Linked DNA regions of Homo sapiens: region 2 is linked to region 1. Evidence: read pairs that join two places in POLR2A ChIA-PET (ENCODE). Cell type or tissue: MCF 10A. All regions are shown on one strand. Each heading gives the region's core, and the rest is flanking DNA. Links, peaks and the distances in the headings are about the cores only.

What was found. Peaks named below come from ENCODE experiments on the same cell type or tissue, not always from the same donor. Only the 100,000 strongest peaks of a DNase experiment are listed, where the experiment ranks them.
Region 2: POLR2A ChIA-PET joins it to region 1 with 5 read pairs; 2 of 35 experiments call an interaction of 5 or more read pairs at or near these places.

What each region holds. Positions count from the first base shown.
Region 1 is chr13:44,521,208-44,526,585 of GRCh38, forward strand. All of the region lies in intron 1 of TSC22D1 (TSC22 domain family member 1), which reads right to left. Among named protein-coding and RNA genes, the nearest start is that of TSC22D1-AS1, 52 kb to the right of the region's middle. In MCF 10A, for the core only: no CTCF peak of the experiment used is centred there; a DNase peak (open chromatin) is centred at 2,074.
Region 2 is chr13:44,734,096-44,739,473 of GRCh38, forward strand. No RefSeq gene overlaps it. Among named protein-coding and RNA genes, the nearest start is that of LINC00330, 73 kb to the right of the region's middle. In MCF 10A, for the core only: no CTCF peak of the experiment used is centred there; a DNase peak (open chromatin) is centred at 346.

The DNA.
Region 1 (5,378 bases), core at 112-5,111:
GACGCTAACCCCCCACTATCAAATAATAAAAGATACAAACTTACTTTTAGCTAAGAAACCTAGGCAATTCCATTGTGATGATGTCAAACACAGTGAAAGCTTTCAGTCATGCTATGGGATTTAATTGTGTATCCTCATTACTGTATCATTTGTGGGGTACACCCCTTCCCCCTTTTTTTTAAATTAAATACAGCTCATTCTTACTGTGGCTTGTAGCATTCCCCTCTTCTGGCCTCCTGGACTCCTCCCCTTCATCTCTCTTACCCTTGCCCCCTCCACCCGGTCTTGATAGTGGTATATTAAAAAAAGAAAGAATGAAAGCACATAAAATGAGTCAGTTTGGGGTCAGTGGTATAAAGGGGGTATATGTTGTGAACAAATGTTTTAATAACAGTTGGCTGTAATCACTCCTCGCCATGTCTGGCACTGAAAATAAGGGAAAAAAAACCTACTGAATAAAAGTGACAAAGAATGGAAAAAAAAAAAAAAAGAAACCTAGGCAATAAGACTTCATAAATTGACAGCTATAAAGTTCACACACTTGAGGAAGAATCCGAAAGATTTTTCTTTCTTAACCTTTCATTACTTGTTTTCCAAAACTACAACTTTCTAACAGCACTAAAATGGCACTATAATTTACCTACATACATATGGATCTTCCTCACTAAATTTGGGCATCTCAAAGGCTGCCTATGTCTTCTTCCTTAAAATATTTGTTTGGCGCCTACTGTGTAGCAGCTGCTAAAAAAAACAATAGCAAACAAGACAGACGTGATCCCTGGTCTCAGGAAGTCAGACAATAAATAGACCAACAATATATGCTTTTAAATTGGGCAAAATAGTAGTAAAGAATTGATGTAATGTTAGAGAGTAAAAGTCAAGGAAGAGAACTAAATGTTTAGATATAATGACTAGAAAAGGCATCCCTGAAGAGGAAACATTTAAGCTGAGACTTAAAAGGGGCATTCCAGTCATTAGGAATCCCCTAAGGTAGTAGACAGTAACACATTCAGAGACTAAATGAGCCAAAGGTGGCTGGAGAGGAAGAATGAGGGTAAAGTTGGAAGAAAAGGTAGGGCCTGATCATTTAGGGTCTCACAGGCCATGATAAAGAATTTGGATTTTGTTGTTTGTATAAAGGAAAGCAATTAGATATTAAACAGAAAAGGCATTTTATTTATGCCTTTAAAATCACAAATCATATTCTGTGAATAAAACAGGGATCAACAGATAAGGCAAGACCAGTAAGGACTACTGCAATAATTAGGCAAGAGAGGATGGTGGCTTGAAGAGATTGAAAATGGAGATGGTGAGAAGTGGACAGGTTTGACAAAGATTTAAGAGGTAAATCTGATCTTTGGCAAAAGTACAAAGACAATTCAGTGGAGAAGGAAGAGTCTTCATGGTGCTGGACAACCACATGCAAAAGGAAAAATAATCTATCCAACACTGACCTTTTATCTTTCACAAAAGTTAACTCAGAAAGTATCACAGACCTATACATACAATTCAAAACTGTAAAACTTGTAGATAATGAGGAAGAAAATCTTGTTTGGCAATATATTTGTAAACACAGCACGAAAATCATGACCCATAAAGAAAAAATTGATAAGGTAGACTTCATTAAAATTGAAAATTTTTCTTCTCTGTAAAACACTGTTTAAAAAAAATGAAAAGACAAGCCACAGACTAGGAGAAAATATTTGTCAAACACATCTTATAAAGGACTGGTATCTAAAATATACCAAGAACTCTTAACACACAATAAAGAAAAAATCTTAAAAAAGAGCAAAAAATCTGAGCAGATGTATCACCAAAGATAATAGAGAAAAAAAAAAAACATGAAATGGAGCTCAACACCCTATATCACTAGAGAAATGCTAATTAAAACAATGGATACTACCACACCCCTATTAGACAGGCTACAATCACTGACAACACCAAATGCTGCTAAGAATGCAGAGCAAATGAATTCATATTCATTGCTGGTGGAAATGCAAAAACAGTACAGTCGAGTTGAGACAGTCTGCAGTCTCTTACAGAGCTAAGCACAGGCTTACTACATGACTCAGCAATTGCACACACAGGTATTTTCCCAAATGAGTTGAAAACAAGTCCACATAAAAACCTGCACAGGAATGTTTGCGGCAGCTTTATTCAGAACTGCCAAAAACATCAAGCAACCAAGCTGTCCTTCATTAGATGATGGATAAACAAACTGTGGTAGATATATACAATAATAAGAAATGAGCTCCCAAGTCACAAAAAGACATGAAAAAAACTTTCATATTGCTAAGTGAAAGCCAGTCTGAAAAAGCTACACACTGCATGACTCCAACACTATGACATTCCAGGAAAGGCAAAACTAGACAGATAGTAAGATCTGTGGCTGCCAGAGCCTGAGGTGGGGAGGTAGGAGTATGTGGCACGCAGAGAAGAAGGATTTTGCAACAGGGAGGACCCTGATGACAGAGCATTCACAGTGGTATCAGAAGCGACAACCAGAATGGAATAGATTGAAAAGTAAACTAAATTTGAGAGATTGTAACAATATAAGTAGACAACTCTTGATAATGAAAGTGAACAGAGATTGCAGAAGTTAGGGGGTGTGGAAAGACCCAAGGTGGCTTCCTTAAGATGATGTATGAAAGCATAATTAGATACTCATGAGAATGAGCTAATAGAGAAAAACATTTGCTAATAGAAGGAAAGATAAAATACAAAAGGCAACAAATCTTTAGCAAAATATAAGAGATAGACCCATCCTCTAGAGAACAATGAGAAAAAGCCTTTGAAAAAAGAAGTATGGGGATAGAAGCATCTTAATATTTCCAGTGCATGAAATACTATACATAATAAAAGATGCATGAAACTTAGTAGATCCTCAATAGAGATTAAATGAATCAAATTAAATAACTGTAATGGTTTAAAAAGCTCCTAGTAGAACAGCCTACTTCTAAGTCGTGGGACTCAAACTAAATTGAAGGCAAATTCAGACACTGAAAAATTCATACTACTTCCAGTTTTGAGTTCAACTAGTGAAGCTGTCACTCCTGTCCACACAACAGAAAAAAAAAAAAACTGAACTGGAAATCAGTAGCTTCTCTTAGATCCATCAGAGAACCGAGATCACAGGACAATCTGCTGCCTCCTCCAAAACTAAAGAAACAAGCAAATACAGAAAATCACAGCTTACCAGAAGCAGCAACTATTGCTGAAGCCAACAACTGGAAGAAAAACTTAAATAGATTAATTAAGACAGTCTAAATATGGACTAGTTTGACAGATGGAAACTCCTGGCAAACCAGCCTTAAGGGGCTCCCCACACTTCCATGATTTTTTTTGTTTGTTTGTTTGAGATGGAGTTTCACTCTTGTCACCCAGGCTAGAGTGCAATGGCGCGATCTTGGCTCACTGCAACCTCCGCTTCCCGGATTCAAGCAATTCTCCTGCCTCAGCCTCCTGAGTATTAACAGCACCCGCCATGCCCAGCTAATTTTTGTATTATTTTAGAAGAGATGAGGTTTCACCATGTTGGCTAGGCTGGTCTCAAACCCCTGACTTCAAGTAATCCATCTGCCTAGGCCTCCCAAGTGCTGGGATTACAGGCGTGAGCCACCGTGCCCAGCTACTTCCATGATTTTTAACTCCAAAAGCCCCATCAGGTTGTCAGGGTAAAGAAAAGAGAAAAAAATCCCTGTGCTTCTGGAAGGAGAAAGGAAAAAAGGAAAAAGTAACCATATTCAAATATTCCCAGAACATTCTGTTATCCTTAACAAAGGACTGACCTTAAGGAAAATTATTTTACCAGAGGCTAACCAACAGCGGGTATATCAAAGCCTGACCAAGTGGAATAAGGAAAATATCCAACTAGGGTTCTCTCTCTAGCTTTCTTGTTCCACCTAAGGGGGGTAAAAAAGCTGAGAAGCATTTGTAAAGGTGAAAGCCCAGGGGCACTGTCCCACAAAAAACCTGAGCCTAATCACAGGACTACATACAGACTATTCTCCCCGCTCCACAACACTCATCTTACTACAATCAACAGAGCTCCTGTAAAACAGGAAATCACAACTGAAAGAATGGTAAGGCTCAGGCTCTATTTAAAAAGGAGTCTCATGCCTGTAATCACAGCACTTTGGGAAACCGAGGCAGGAGGATCACTTGAGCCCAGGAATTCAAGACCAGCCTAGCAACACAGTGAGCCCCCACCTCTACAAAAATCAAAAGATAAATTAGCCAAGCATGGAGGCGCATGCCTGTAGTACCATCTTCTCAAGAGCCTGAGGCAGGAGGATCCCTTGAACCCAGGAGTTGAAGGCTGCAGTAAGCCATGATCGTGCCACTGCACTCTAGCCTGGGTAACACAGCAAGACCCTGTCTCTAAAAAAGTAAAAATAAAAGGGAGTCTCTAGGGAAACCCAAATACCACAGAGTAGACAAGATCAAGGACACTATAGGAAATTCTAGCCTCTGACATCAACAGCAAATAAACACAGATTAACCCCTAGCCAGATAAACATGAAACTTCATACTCAAGTCCTACTGATCTTAGTTCCTTTTACCCAATACATCATATCTAGCTTTTAACAAAAAAAAAAAAAAAAAAAAAATAGCCAGGCTCAGTGGTTCACACCTGTAATCCCAGCATTTTGGGAGGCTAAGGTGAGCGGACTGCCTTGATCTCAGGAGTTTGAACCTAGTCTGGACAACATGGCAAAAACCCATCTCTACAAAAATAGAAAAATTAGCCAGGTGTTGGTGGCTTGCGCCTGCAGTCCCAGCTCCTCACGAGGCTGAGGCTGGAGAATCTCTTGAGACCGGGAAGTGGAGGTTGCAGTTAGCCAAGACTGTGCCACTGTACTCCAGCCTGGATAACAGAGTGAGACCCTGTCTCAAAAACAAACAAACAAACAAACAAAAAACACCATTAGACATGCTAAAAGGTTAGGAAAAATAAAACAGTCTGAGGATCCAAAGCAAGTGTCAGAATCAGATTCAGATATGGCAGATATTTTGCAATTATTAGGCCAACAATTGCAAATAACTACTAACATGCTAAGGGCTCTAGTGGAAAAAGTAGAGAACATGTTAAGAATTGATGGGTAATATAAGCAAAGAGATGAAAATTCTGAGAATCAAAAGGAAATGCCAGAAATAAAAAAAAACAGCAACAGAAAAAAAGAATGCATATTACCAGATCATCTGCACATGGCCTAAGAATCAGTGAGCTCAAAGATACGTCAATAAAAACTTCCAAAACTGAAAAGCAAAGAAAAAAAAAAGGAATAGAATATCCTAAGACTGTAGGACAATTTAAAAAGGTAAAATGTATGCATAATAGGAATCCAAGACAGAAAAGAAAGAGAGAAGGAAACAGA
Region 2 (5,378 bases), core at 305-5,304, 210 kb after region 1:
TATGCATAGAAGTACATATCTATTGTCTATAGTCTCTTTTTGTATATATATTTCAGAGATTTAAAACAAAACAAAACCGCTAGGAACCTTTGCAAGACCTCATCTGTTTCAGGTTATGGGAATGGCTGCCTATAACAGGAAAGAATCTGGCAGGAGGTTGGGGTATGGTAATCTCATATCCCCCAGGGCATCTGCACACTCACTCTGTCTTGCTAGGTAGCTGAGCTGATGCTACACAAGCCTGGCTGTTTCAAAATCTAGGGCCCTTGTCTGCTAGTGGGGTGAATGGGGACTCAGTCTTGCTGCTCCAAGGCCAGGATCCAGGTGCTTGTGGAAAGCTCTTTGGCACCCAGATGTCCTGCCCCAGAGTGTTGCTGTCTAAACTTACCTGTGGGCCAAGCCTGGCATATGACTGGGTGCCTGCTCAGCTCCCATTTGGCACTCCAGCTCCCTGCTGGCCCTGGAACCCTGCCCCAAACCACAGCTGCCTGGCTTGGGGCCTGACAATCTGCCTCCTCCTTGCTGGAATAACCTCTCTCTCTCTCTCTCTCTCTCTCTCTCTCTGGAGGGCAGGAACTGGTCACCATACCCTTCCCTCGGCTGCTGAGAGGGGTCCTGCTTCCACCCTGATGGCCTAGACAGGCCCCACCCCCATGAAGCCACCTGCCTGTGGTGAATGTTCCTCTGTTCGGAAATCCTAACTATCCCATGCCTCCTGCATGTTCCATCTCTCTGATTAAACCCCCTAGAAGGTTAGACCCAAGTACACCAAACCCCTGAGGAGTCATGATGTTGATTCCAGGCTGTCCTTAGAAGCAGCTCAGGCCAATCCTGGGTCCTCCCCTCTTCCCACTGACCCACTGTCTAAAAAGGTCATGAAAGCAGATGGATGTCTCACCTTCCCAGAAGATGGTCCATGTGGAGGGTGCAGCCAGGTCCCCTAATATCAGGAGCGTGTTGTTTGTACGATGATGACTATAGAGGGGCCTGCTCCTCTCTCCCACAAGTTGAATCAGGAGGGTTTTCAAAAGGGTCAAAAGTGAGCACATTGCATTGGAGTGAACAAGGTTTGCTGCCCCGCCTGGCCATGCTGCTGTAGAGTAATGGAATGTTGCACCATCACTCCCACCTTGGGAAGGACAGGTAAAGGCCCCCTCTGGTCCTATCCTTTAAGGTGGGGAGTGCCTGAGAAAGAGCTGAAATATTTCCTGACTCTCAGGGGCATGCTATAAGAGGAGAACACTTTGGGATCAGTTCTCAGATAAACCCAAGGTTGGGGGCAGGGAACGGTGGGCTGTAACAGCCAATCATGTCCCATGGAAGCAGAGTTTCCTGGTGCCCCCAGCAATGGGCACTGCTGGCCAAAAGGAGTTGTGATCTTTGGGGCGTCATCAGGAAACCCTGCCTAGTCCAGCTTGTGGGGTATAAGATCCCTGAAGCTGAGGGGTCCTAGATAGTACCAACCACCAAGGTAACCACAGCTGGTGACTGCCATATGTAGCCCCATCTGCTTGAAAGAAAGAGATGTCTGTGACTGAGCAACATCAGGCTGTCTGAAGCAGTTCTGCAGTGTCTGGCTTATAGTGGGCACTCAGTATACATCCACAGCTTCCACCCTCCGGAGACCCATGAAGCTGACACGAAGAGAGGAGGATGCCCCTCCTGGGGTTGGCAGATACCACGCGGGGGCAGCCCAGGGCTCCTTTGGGTGAAGTGGAAATTTGCCCCCTCCCCCATACCTCCTGCTGAGGCCATGTCTCTGGGAGGGACTTTGAGAAGCCATCACCAGTTTTCTCTAGGTTCTTGACTCTACCTTCCAGTAAAATATTCCTATGGAAACTGAAGAGACAGGAACTTTAGGGTTTGCCCGTGGAGGCCGAGGCCAACTGTGAGAAAAAAAGCCTTGTTGGGTCACTGCGGTTTTGCTCTTCAAAGCACTGAAACCGCTTTAGCCAGGGCCTCTCTTTTCTAACTTAAGTTGCAAGTGCCTGGATATTTATTTTCAGTTTGTGATTAAAAAGTAGATAAAATGAATAAATAGTGAACCACATGTCTTAAATGACCTTCAAATAGAGTAGTAACAAAAAATAGTTATATAAAGATATACATCTCATTTTAAATGTGCCAGAAAGATAACCAAAATAGAAAGAAAATTCATTATTCAGGCCAAACAAGACAAGGAGTGATTATGGACAACTTAGTTATTTTCTTAAAGGAAGAATGACAGATGCACTGAAGCCCCCACCTGCAGTTTTTTGGCTGGGGTGCTTTAAGATGGGGAAATACAAAAACCAGACTCTCCTGGCCCCTTTTCTCTAGAGCTACAAAAACTCCAGCACTGACTCTGTGTATCAGCTGAGGTTTCTATTGAGAAGAGGCAGCTGTGTGGCAAGCAATTCTGGGTCGAGGGCTGTGGAGGACTGGAGGCCACTGCCTTCACCATGGCTCAGAGGCCAGCTGCTGGGGAGCCACAAGGAGAGGGGCCCAGGCATGTGGACAGTGGTCACAGGAGAAGCTTCTGGCAGGACAGGAGTAAAAGGAACAAGGTAGTTATTAAACAGCAAAAATAGTTTCAAAGCAATTATGCTAATTGTTTTAGTCTGTTTAGGCTACTGTAACAAAATGCCTTAGACTGGGTGGCTTCTAAACAACAGAAATTTACTGCTTACAATTCTGGAGACTGGGAAGTCCAAGATCAAGACATCAGCAGATTTGATGTCTGATGAGGGCTTGCTTCCTGGTTCATGGTTCACAGATGGCACCTTCTTGTTGTGCCCTCACATGGTGGAAGGGAGAGGCTAGCTCTCTGGGGCACTAATCTCATTCATGAGAGTTCCACTCTCATGACCTAATCATTGCCCAAAGCCCCCAGCTCCTTATACCATCACCTTATGGGTTAGGATTTCAACATATAGAATTGGTCGGGAGAGAACATAAGCATTATGTCCATTGCACTAATGCTATCCAGATTAGAAAAGATGACCACTAAAATAATAGTTTTTAAAAACCTATATTCATTTTTAAATCATTGTGATATGCACCTGGAGAACGATTCCCCAGGTTTAGTATTTACTCATGCATGGAAATTGGGAAAGCAAGCAAAGAACCTTAGCAGTGCTGGTTTTGGGACTGTGGTCCATGGGCCCCTTCCTTGCATCCCCCAGCTGGCTGCAGAGTTCCAGATGCTTCCTACCCCCAGAACTACTCAGTCAGAATCTCTGAGAGTGGTGCTCAGGAATCTGTATTTTTAAGCTTGTAAGTATAGTTCTTTTGAAAACCATTAACCCGAAGAACAAAAGATCAAACTGTTAACATATATCTCACCGTTAATCTGGCAGCCAGGTCACTGGAAAACGCATTGAATTTGGAATCAAAACGCTTGGGTTAAAATTATGCTACCTTAAGCCTTGAGCAATTCACTTAATTTTCTATGGCTCCAGTTTTTCTCATTTGCAACATGGAAATTCTCCCCAGAGTTGTAAACATTAATTGGCGAAGAATGTGAAAGTGTTTGCACTGAAAACTCTAAAGGATCATATAAATGTTTATTATTATCATCATTAATAACAATTGGTATCAGAAGTTCCTACCCATAGTGTCAGCATCCTGGTCTAAGCCACCATCATCTCTGGTCTAGACTACTATAATGACTCCCTAAAGTCATTTTCCCTCCCTTTCCCTTCTATTTCCTACTCCTCTCTTTATACATCTCCCTTACTAAGCCCTTCAAATGCTTTTCATTGCCCTTAGGATATAGTCTAAAATCCTTAAGACTAGCTCTGACTAGACCTGATTGAATGAGAGAAGGTAGAATTGAAATGCAAAGGATTCAGAGTATCATTGGCTTCCTGGCAAAATATACCTAGGCTTTATTACAGCTTTTGGGAGCCCCAGATAGCCAAGACACAGCACACTGGATGGAGCCTCTGGCAACACCAGAAGCCCCAGGGAAATGGGACAGGTTTATAGGTAAAGCCAAGATTTCTCAGGCACAGCTGTGGGCAGCCCTATTGAAGAAGGAGAAAGATACAATATTAAAAATTTAGACTTTGGACTGTGTGGGCCTAAATAAATTATTCTAATTTGTAGTGTTTATAATAACATGATTAAATATAATTTAAAAGGCTAAAACTACATTTAATTTATTTTTAATATACAAAGATACTTGCTGATGGCATTTTTACTGATGGAAGTATTTTTCCTTTTTTAAAATAAACTTTTTATTTTAAAACAGTTTTATATTTACAGAAAAGTTGCAAATAATAGTACAAGGGTTCCTACCCATCCATCAGCTAGTTTTCCCTGAGGTTAACATATTGCATTACTATAGTACATTTCTCAAAAGTAAGAAGCCAATGGTGGTAAAGTACTGCTAGCTAAACTCCAGCCAAGGCAAGGCAGCCACAGCTGAGTGCCTTTACTCAGATTTCACCAGTTCTTCCACTAACGCCCTTTTCTGTTCAGGATCTAATTCAGGATCCCACCTTGCATTTGGTGGTCCTCTCTCCTAGTCTCTCCTTAGGGCTGTGACAGTTTCTCATATTTTCCTTGTTTTTGATGAGCTTGACAGTTTTGAGGAGTGCTGGACAGGCATTTTGTTGAAAGTCCCTCCACTGGGATTTGTCTGGTGTTTTCTCATGACTTGGCTGGATGACAGTGTTTTGGGGAAGAAGAAAGACCACAGAGGCGAAGTGCCATTTTCATCACCTTATATCAAGGGTAACTACTGTTAACATGATTCATCACTGTGGATGCTGACCTTGATCCAGGTAGTGCTTGCAAGTCCCTAAGCCAAGCTCCCACACTCAAAATGTGTGTATGGTGGCAAGTGTGGGAGGGGGGCTGAGCTTTGCCCCCTGGAGGGGGAATATCTATGGAAATTATTTGGAATTCTTCTGCACAGAAGAGTTGTCTCTTTCCCCTCCTCCCCCTGCCCCATGTATTTATTTCTTCAATAGCTTATTTATATTAAGATGGACCCCTGGATATTTATTTTATACTTTGGGTTTGTAATCCAATACTATTTACAGATGATCCTCAAATTACAATAGGGTTATGTCCCAACAAACCCATTGTAAATTGAAAATCTTAAGTCAAAAATGCATTTAATACCCCCAATAAATCAATCGTAAAGTTGAAATCGGAAGTGGCACCATCATAAGTAGGGAAGTGCCTATATTTTCCTGCTTGTATTGTTCCAGCTTTGGCCACCAGGAGCTCTTCCAGGCTATCTCCTGTGCCCCTTTGAAGGTGTCCCTTCCTTACTTTTGCTCTTTGAGCCCTTCCTTACTTCTAGCACCATGAGACGCTCCAGGCTCATCTTGCATTTTTCCTGCCCCAATCCTAGAGTTGGCCACTTTTCCAAGGAGCCCTGGTTC